2 separate regions of the Homo sapiens genome follow, and region 2 is linked to region 1. A link is an interaction called in ENCODE POLR2A ChIA-PET data of the cell type or tissue named here. Cell type or tissue: CD4-positive, alpha-beta T cell. All regions are shown on one strand.

The links. Peaks named below come from ENCODE experiments on the same cell type or tissue, not always from the same donor. Only the 100,000 strongest peaks of a DNase experiment are listed, where the experiment ranks them.
Region 2: POLR2A ChIA-PET joins it to region 1 with 7 read pairs; 3 of 35 experiments call an interaction of 5 or more read pairs at or near these places.

What each region holds. Positions count from the first base shown.
Region 1 is chr17:8,077,807-8,081,806 of GRCh38, reverse strand. ALOX12B (arachidonate 12-lipoxygenase, 12R type) reads left to right here. Exons shown (of 15, transcript NM_001139.3): 3 at 620-701; 4 at 831-923; 5 at 1,027-1,149; 6 at 1,469-1,572; 7 at 1,866-2,038; 8 at 2,268-2,411. It overlaps LOC107985075 (a long non-coding RNA gene), which reads right to left and starts at 2,359. Exons shown (of 2, transcript XR_001752778.2): 1 at 2,283-2,359; 2 at 1-2,002. RefSeq lists an enhancer at 1,836-1,945 and a silencer at 2,006-2,185. In CD4-positive, alpha-beta T cell, CTCF peaks have their summits at 1,479 and 1,679 (motif pointing left); DNase peaks (open chromatin) are centred at 1,126, 1,686, 1,956 and 2,386; H3K4me3 peaks cover 1,372 bases; H3K27ac peaks cover 313 bases.
Region 2 is chr17:7,899,258-7,903,257 of GRCh38, reverse strand. CHD3 (chromodomain helicase DNA binding protein 3) reads right to left here. Exons shown (of 40, transcript NM_001005273.3): 15 at 3,715-3,915; 16 at 3,225-3,362; 17 at 2,847-2,968; 18 at 2,527-2,700; 19 at 2,265-2,406; 20 at 1,883-2,014; 21 at 531-648; 22 at 197-321. Among named protein-coding and RNA genes, the nearest start is that of CHD3, 12 kb to the right of the region's middle. RefSeq lists an enhancer at 1-567. In CD4-positive, alpha-beta T cell, no CTCF peak of the experiment used is centred here; no DNase peak of the experiment used is centred here.

The DNA.
Region 1 (4,000 bases):
GCCGGGCATGGTGGCAGGCACCTGTAATCCCACCTACTCCGGACACTGAGGCAGCAGAATCGCTTGAACCCAGGAGGCAGAGGTTGCAGTGAGCCGAGATCATGCCATTGCATTCCAGGCTGGGTGACAAGAACGAGACTCCATTAAAAAAAAAATGTGTACACATGGACATAGCAAAACAATAGACAATGGAGACTCTCAAGGGTGAGAGGATGGGAGGGGGTGGATGATGAGAAATTACTTAATGGGTACAATATACTTTATTTGGGTGATGGGTAACCTAAAGCCCTAACTTGGCCACTATGCATGTAACAACATTGCTCTTGTACTCCATGAATTTATAGAAATAAAAAATATTTCAGTGGGTCTAGAGGAGGGACTTTTTGCAGCAGCAGAGCTTAGCTTGACAGTAGAGCAAGAGGAAAGAGGGTGGGTCCGTGATTCTTTTATCTGATATTTCCGGACAGGACGCACCTTCACTCTCCCAAGGTGAGCCTTCCCACTCCTTGGTCATGGGCCCCCCCAGAGACGACCTGGGGCACAGAAGCTGAACTCCTGCTTCCTGAAGTGGGCAGGGGCAAGGGTCAGCCCTTGAGTCCTCTCCTTGGTCTCCCTACAGGAAAGACAACAGCAGATGACTCGCTCCCCGTCCTCCTGGAGCACAGAAAAGAGGAGATCAGAGCCAAGCAGGACTTCTACCAGTGAGGGGGCGGGTGGCAGAGTCTGGGCGCCCGGCAGGGGTCCAGGGAGGTGGGGGGCAGTGATGGCTCTGGCCCTTTGCCCTGGGGTGGTGCACGGGCATGAGGGTGACATCTCGGTTTCCCTTGCAGCTGGCGAGTCTTTCTTCCTGGCCTGCCCAGCTATGTGCACATTCCCAGTTACCGCCCTCCGGTGCGGAGGCATCGCAACCCCAACCGGCCTGAGTAAGGACCCGAAGCTGTGCTGGGCCCCGCCCATGGTTTTCCCCTGGGCGCCTGCCTCCTCCCCGCCCCCTGGATCCCAGTTGCCCTGCGCTTCTCCCCACAGGTGGAATGGCTATATTCCGGGATTCCCAATTCTCATCAACTTTAAGGCCACCAAGTTCCTGAACTTAAATCTCCGCTACTCCTTCCTCAAGACGGCCTCCTTCTTCGTCCGCCTGGGGCCCATGTGAGTCCGTGTGAGTGACGGGAGAACGAGGGCTCCTGCAAGAACTTTCCCTCTCCCCCAACCTTGGCGGCCTCCAAGACAGCCCCAGAGGTTGGAATGGCCAGGAAGGCAGAGGGAGCTGAAACGCAGACCCAGAAAACCTGAGACATGATCCCAGAGACCTAGAGATGCAAAGATCTTGAGACATGGGACCCAGAGACTTTGCGACGCACAGACCCTGAGACCCAGAGACCTAAGTGGATGGGGCGGCCCCGCCACCTGCCCCAGCCGGCGCTTGGCAGCCCCTCTGAAGGCCTCTTCCTGGAATCCCATCTCCTAGGGCACTGGCTTTCAAAGTCCGCGGCCTGTTGGACTGCAAACATTCGTGGAAGAGGCTGAAGGACATTAGGAAAATTTTCCCTGGCAAGAAATCTGTCGTCTCCGGTATGGAATGGGGCGTCCCGGATCGAGCAGGGGGAGCCAGGCGGTCTCCGGCGTGCTAGGCAGGCCCCCGACTTCGGGGCAGTGGGACGGGAGAGGCAGCGAGGCGCGCGCGCGCCCTCTGGCGGCTTCTTGGAAAATGTCGCACCGGGCTCCTCCGGCCGCTCAGCGCCAGGCTGGGGGCCTCGTTTTCCTCCCCGACTCCTCTCGGTGCCCATAGTCTTCTTCTGTCCCATGCCTCTCCGTCCCCGAGGGGGGCCGGGCCTCCTTGTGACGCCCTCGCGCCGTCCTCGCAGAGTACGTGGCCGAGCACTGGGCAGAGGACACCTTCTTTGGGTACCAGTACCTCAACGGCGTCAACCCCGGCCTGATCCGCCGCTGCACGCGGATCCCAGACAAGTTCCCCGTCACAGACGACATGGTGGCTCCGTTCCTGGGCGAGGGAACGTGCTTGCAAGCGGAGCTGGAGGTGAGGCCCGCTCCGGCGGAGACCCCGGCCCTCCTCCCGGCCTCCCTCGCGGGCATCCCCGTCTCTCCCCACCTCCGGCGCCCGCGCCAGTCCCAGGCAAGCCCGCACCCCGCGTCCCTGTCCCCGTCCCACCCCTGCCCCTAGTCGCCAGCGCCCTGTGCACCTGCGGCGCGGGTCACGGGCTTCCCGTGTGGGTGCCTACTTGCCACCCATCGCGGCTCCCCTCCAGAAGGGGAACATTTACCTGGCCGACTACCGCATCATGGAGGGCATCCCCACCGTGGAGCTCAGCGGCCGGAAGCAGCACCACTGCGCCCCCCTCTGCCTGCTGCACTTTGGACCCGAGGGCAAGATGATGCCCATCGCCATCCAGGTGCCTGGGCTGCAGGCGGCGCTGCCGCTGAGCCTCTGTGTGCGCGAATGCTCCTCCGAGTGTGCGCGCGCTTATGTGAGCGTGTGGACCTGCATGTATTCAGCCGTCTCTCGTTATCCTTGAGAGATTGGTTCCAGGACCTCCCCGGGATGCCAAAATCTGCAGATGCTCAAGTTTCTTATATAAAATGTCCCAGTATTGCCGGACGCGGTGGCTCACGCCTGTAATCCCAGCACTTTGGGAGGCCGAGGCGGGCGGATCACGAGGTCAGGAGATCGAGACCATCCTGGCTAACACGGTGAAACCCCGTCTCTACTAAAAATACAAAAATTTAGCCGGGCGTGGTGGCGGGCGCCTGTAGTCCCAGCTACTCGGGAGGCTGAGGCAGGAAAATGGCGTGAACCCAGGAAGCGGAGCTTGCAGTGAGCCTAGATCATGCCACTGCATGTCGCTCTGGGCGACAGAGCGAGACTCCATCTCAAAAAAAAAAAAAAAAAAAAAGTCCCAGTATTTACATATAACTTACACACATCTTCTTGTGTGTTGGGATCACAGGCGTGAGCCACCGCGTCCAGCCTGGGCACATTTTTCTAGTTCATACAAAAGCCCGGTATGGGCTGGGAGCAGCTCAGGTTTGTATGCCCGAATAGGCTTAGGTGGAGATGCACCTTGCAAGGCTCAAGGACCGCCTTGGCAGTTCCCCGCCTCTCACCTGCTTGCTGTCTTGGTCCCCTGAGGTACAGAAGTACAAAGTGCGCTGCTCAGCGGAGCTGGGTGAGCTCTTGCTGCTGCGTGTACACAAGGAGCGCTACGCTTTCTTCCATGTTGCACTCCTGGGCTCAAGCGATTCTCCCGCCTCAGCCTCCCAAAGTGCTGGGACTACAGGCGTGAGCCACCTCGCCCGGCCCTCTTGTGTATTTTCAATCCTCTCTAGGCCCGCTCTCTAGGCCCGGTGTGGTGGCTCACGCCTGTAATCCCCAGCACTTTGGGAGGCCGAGGTGGGCAGATTACCTGAGGTCAGGAGCTCAAGACCAGCTTGGCCAACATGGGGAAACCCCATCTTTACTAAAACTACAAAAATTAGCTGGGCATGGTCGGGGGCGGCGCCTGTAGTCCCAGATATTCAGGAGGCTGAGGCAGGAGAATCTCTTGAACCCAGGAGGCAGAGGTTGCAGTGAGCAGAGATCGTGCCACTGCACTCCAGCCTGGTGACAGAGCAAGACTCCTTCTCAAAAATAAATAAATAAATAAATAAATAAATAAATAAATAAATAAATAAAATGAAATAAAATAGATCCTTTCTGGATTTCTTATAGTACCCAATACAATACAATGTAAATGCTATGTAGATAGTTGTTACACTGTATTGTTTAGGGAATGACAAGGAAAAAAAGTCTGTACACGTTCAGTAGAGACACTTTTTCTCCCAGAATATTTTCCATCTGTTGCTGGTGGAATCCACTGGTGTGGAACCCATGGATACGGAGGGCCAGCTGTACTTGTATGCCCCTATGTGTGTGCATCTGTGAGTGTGTGCATGTATATGTGTCTGTGGGGTGTGCTTGTCTCTTTGACTTCATCCATCCATC
Region 2 (4,000 bases), 180 kb after region 1:
GAAAGTGGCGGGTGGGTCAGGGGAGTGGCCGGGGAGAAGCTGCCCATAGAGCTGCCTCAGGAAAGAAGGCTGCTGAAGAAGGGCCTTCTCTCCTCCCAGAAGAGATTTATTTCTGACCCCGGAACATGACACCCTCCTCCATGAACCCACATCTCCTTGCTAAATGGTGCAGGGGTTCTAGGATGCGAGTTCCCACCTGGATGTCATTATGGGGGTTCCAGTCAGAATCAAAGATGATGACAGTGTCAGCAGTGGCCAGATTGATGCCCAGGCCCCCAGCTCGGGTGGACAGGAGGAAGCAGAATTGTTGGGCCCCAGGAGCTAGGAGGTGAGAGTTGGATCAGGTTTTTCTTGTACCCGGTAGTTCTGTCCACCTGCTCCTAGATGTTCTCTGATGACAAACAACCATGCCCCCAACTCAAAGCCTAAGTTTCCAATGTCCCCCAAGCCAGTCCCCCTCCCATCCCAGGGACCTATCACAGGTTTCTCAGGCCTCCCACACCCACCAGGGACCAGTGTATCTCCCTCACCATTAAACCGATCGATGGCCTCCTGCCTCAGGGCACCCGTGATACCACCATCGATGCGCTCATACTTGTAGCCTTCATAGTCTAAGAAGTCCTCAAGCAAGTCTAACATTTTGGTCATCTAGAGCAAGAGAAAAGGATGGAGTCTGCAATAATGAGGTGGTGGGATGCTTGCTTATTCTAACTACTCCTTTACACAAACTCAACCCTAATCTTTACACCTGAACCCCTGCCCTGTCTTAAGCTCCTCATTATTCCACCTTCTTGTCACACTCTCTTTTCTTATTTTTATTTATTTTTATTTTTTTTTGAGATGGAGTCTCATTCTGTTGCCCTAGCTGGAGTGCAGTGGTGCCATCTCTGCTCACTGCAACCTCCACTCCTGGGTTCAAGTGATCCTACCGCCTCAGCCTCCCTAGTAGCTGGGACTACAGGTGTGCGCCACCACGCCCAGCTAATTTTTGTATTTTAAGTAGAGACAGGGTTTCACCATGTTGGCCAGGCTGGTCTTGAAACTCCTGACCTCAAGTGATCTTCCTGCCTCGGCCTCCCAAAGTGCTGGGATTACAGGTGTGAGCCACCACGTCTGGCCCTCTTGTCACACTCTCTTGATTTAAGATTGTTTCTCCTAAGGCAGAGGTTCTCTGAGACCCATGAAAAGGTTTCAGGGAAATCCAGGAACCCCCTGAAAATCCGTACAAAATTGTGTCATTGTATGTGCAGTTTTCTGGTGAGTAGACCCAGAGCTTTCATCACATTTCCAAAGGGTCTGTGCCCTTCACCCTCACCTGCCAATAAGATGAAGAAATAATACCAGTCCCTAAGGAGGCAGATGGCTCACCCTCCCCCTTCCCTCATGCAGCTGAAAAGGAACTAGAGCTGGACCTCAACTTCCAGCAACCTTAAGAACAGGCATCAGAGGCCAAGAATGAACTTGCTATACAGTAATCCCAGCACTTTGGGAGACCGAGGCGGGCAGATCACCTGAGGTCAGGTGATGGAGACCATCCTGACCAACATGGTGAAATCCCGTCTCTACTAAAAATACAAAAATTAGCTAGGCATGGTGGTGCACGCCTGTAATCCCAGCTACTTGGGAGGCTGAGGCAGGAGAATCACTTGAACCCAGGAAGCAGAGGTTGCAGTGAGCCGAGATCGTGCCACTGCACTCCAGCCTGGGCAATAAGAGCGAAACTCTGTCTCAAAAAAAAAAAAAAAAAAAAAAACTCTTACAGGAGGAATCTCCTCATTTGTCACACCAGAGCAGCCACAGGAAGACCGTAAGAAATTAAAGTCTGGAGGATGAGGAGAGGGAAGAGGAAGCAGATGTAAAGACAGCTAAGGGCACAGGTCACCTGCGAGAAGATGAGCACTCGGTGTCCTTGCTCCTTCAGCTTTCGCAGCATCTTCTGGAGCAGCATGAGCTTCCCAGACGACTTAATAAGTGCCCCACCCTCATAAGCCCCACTGGGGAGTTTGGGGGACTCCTGAAAAGGGAGGAGAGAGGAGGAGGAGGGGGTCAGTTGGAAACATGCCCCCATATTCTTGCCACACCTAGAAGGCCAGATGCCCGGATCCAGCTTCCACATGTTCCCAATTCCTCCTGTTCTCAGACACCCAGTCCGTGGCCTTCCAGCCCAGCTCCACCCCTGTGGCTCAATACCCACCTCCCCACTACTCCCCACCCATGTTTTCTGAGAATGGGCGTTCGATCAGCTCCCTGCTCTGTGTATCTACCATAGCAGCCACGGGAAAAAGGTATGGATGGTTGCAGCACTTCTTAAGATCCATCATGATATTAAGCAGCGACACCTGGTTCCCACCACCTCGTGAATTCAAGGCCTCAAAATTTCGAGTCAGGATGTATTTGTAGTATTTCCTAAAGGCCAGGAAAGGGGTGTAAAAGAAACATAAATAAAGGAAGCAATTATGATATTGCACTTGGAACGCTCCCATCAATCCCCAAGCCCTACTCCAGGCAGCTCGTCTTGCATCTTACTTCTGCATGGGGCTTAGCTCCACCCGAACGATGAGCTCTGTCTTGGCTGGCATGTTCTTAAAGACATCTGCCTTGAGTCTCCGCAGCATGTGTGGCCCCAGCAAATCATGCAGTTTCTTGATCTGGTCCTCTTTGGATATGTCAGCAAACTCCTCCAGGAAGCCCTCCAAGTTGCTAAGAGCCAGAAGAGAAGAAAATTAACAGGTCGGCAAGTTCCTTGCCCCTGATCTCAGACTTACCACCTCAGATTAATCCTCTACCAGCTCATTTTATCTGCTCCACCTCTCATCTCTGCCAACTACCCTTAGGGAACCACTTACTTAAATCTCTCTGGGGTGAGGAAGTTCAGGAGATGGAAGAGCTCCTCCAGATTATTCTGCAATGGGGTTCCTGTCAGCAGCAACTTATGATCTATCTTGTAACCATTGAGAACCCTGAAAAACTAAAAGATGGGGCAAGGCAAGGCAGGAAAATGGGCTTATTAGTGACAAGTGACCGACCCACAGCATCAGCCTTTCCCTGCCCCAGCTCCCATTTCACTCAGGATCAGAGGCCCCAAATCTCTGGCCCTCTCCCTCTTCCAACCTGGACGTCCTCCCAGACTACAGAAAATCCCCAGAATTTTTGTTGTTTTTTAGGACCAAGGCAAGTGGGAAGTCCACAACTTCAAGTTTTTTAGGTCTGGAAACCTCACTCACCTTGGACTGGTTGTTCTTGAGTCGATGGGCCTCATCTACCACAAGACAGGCCCAGCGGATGGAACCAAGTGCTGCCTGATCAATGGTGATCAGCTCATACGATGTCAGGAGAACATGGAACTTCACCTGTGCCTCCCTCTGCCAACATAATTATTGCCCATTCAGCTGCCACCTGACAACCATGCACCTACACCTCCAGAACCAGACACCTTGTCCTGACTGTGGCTCCCAACAGGAGCCATTACTCTGTTCTCCAAGCAGGGATTACAGACCATGGCTCCTAAACCTCTGCCCACATTTCCAGTACCGACAGATCCATGTATGCCCCTGGGAGTACCTGCCATATCTCTAGGATGGTAGTGCAGAGACAGGAGGACAGGTGGAGGAAGAGGAGAAAGGTGAGGAGGGGAATAGAGAAACTGAATTCCTGGCTGAGAAAAAGAAGTGACAGCTTTGAGGGTCTCAGAGGATATGAGGTAGAGGGTCTTACCTTCATCTTAAAAGCTTTCTTGCCCCCTTTGATGGCATTGTCCTCAAAGGAGAATTCATTCTCACGAATGATGGCCCGGCTGTCCTTGTCACCCGTGTATGTCACCACATAGAATTTGGGTGCCCACATCTGGAACTCCCGCTCCCAGTTAATGATGGTAGAGAGTGGGGCACTCACCAGGAAGGGACCTTTTGTGTGGCCCTGGGAGTCAAGAATGGGGGCAGCATAAGTCTAGGCTAGAGGCCGTATACCCTAGTCCTCTGCCAGCTACACCCCTTTATCTTCC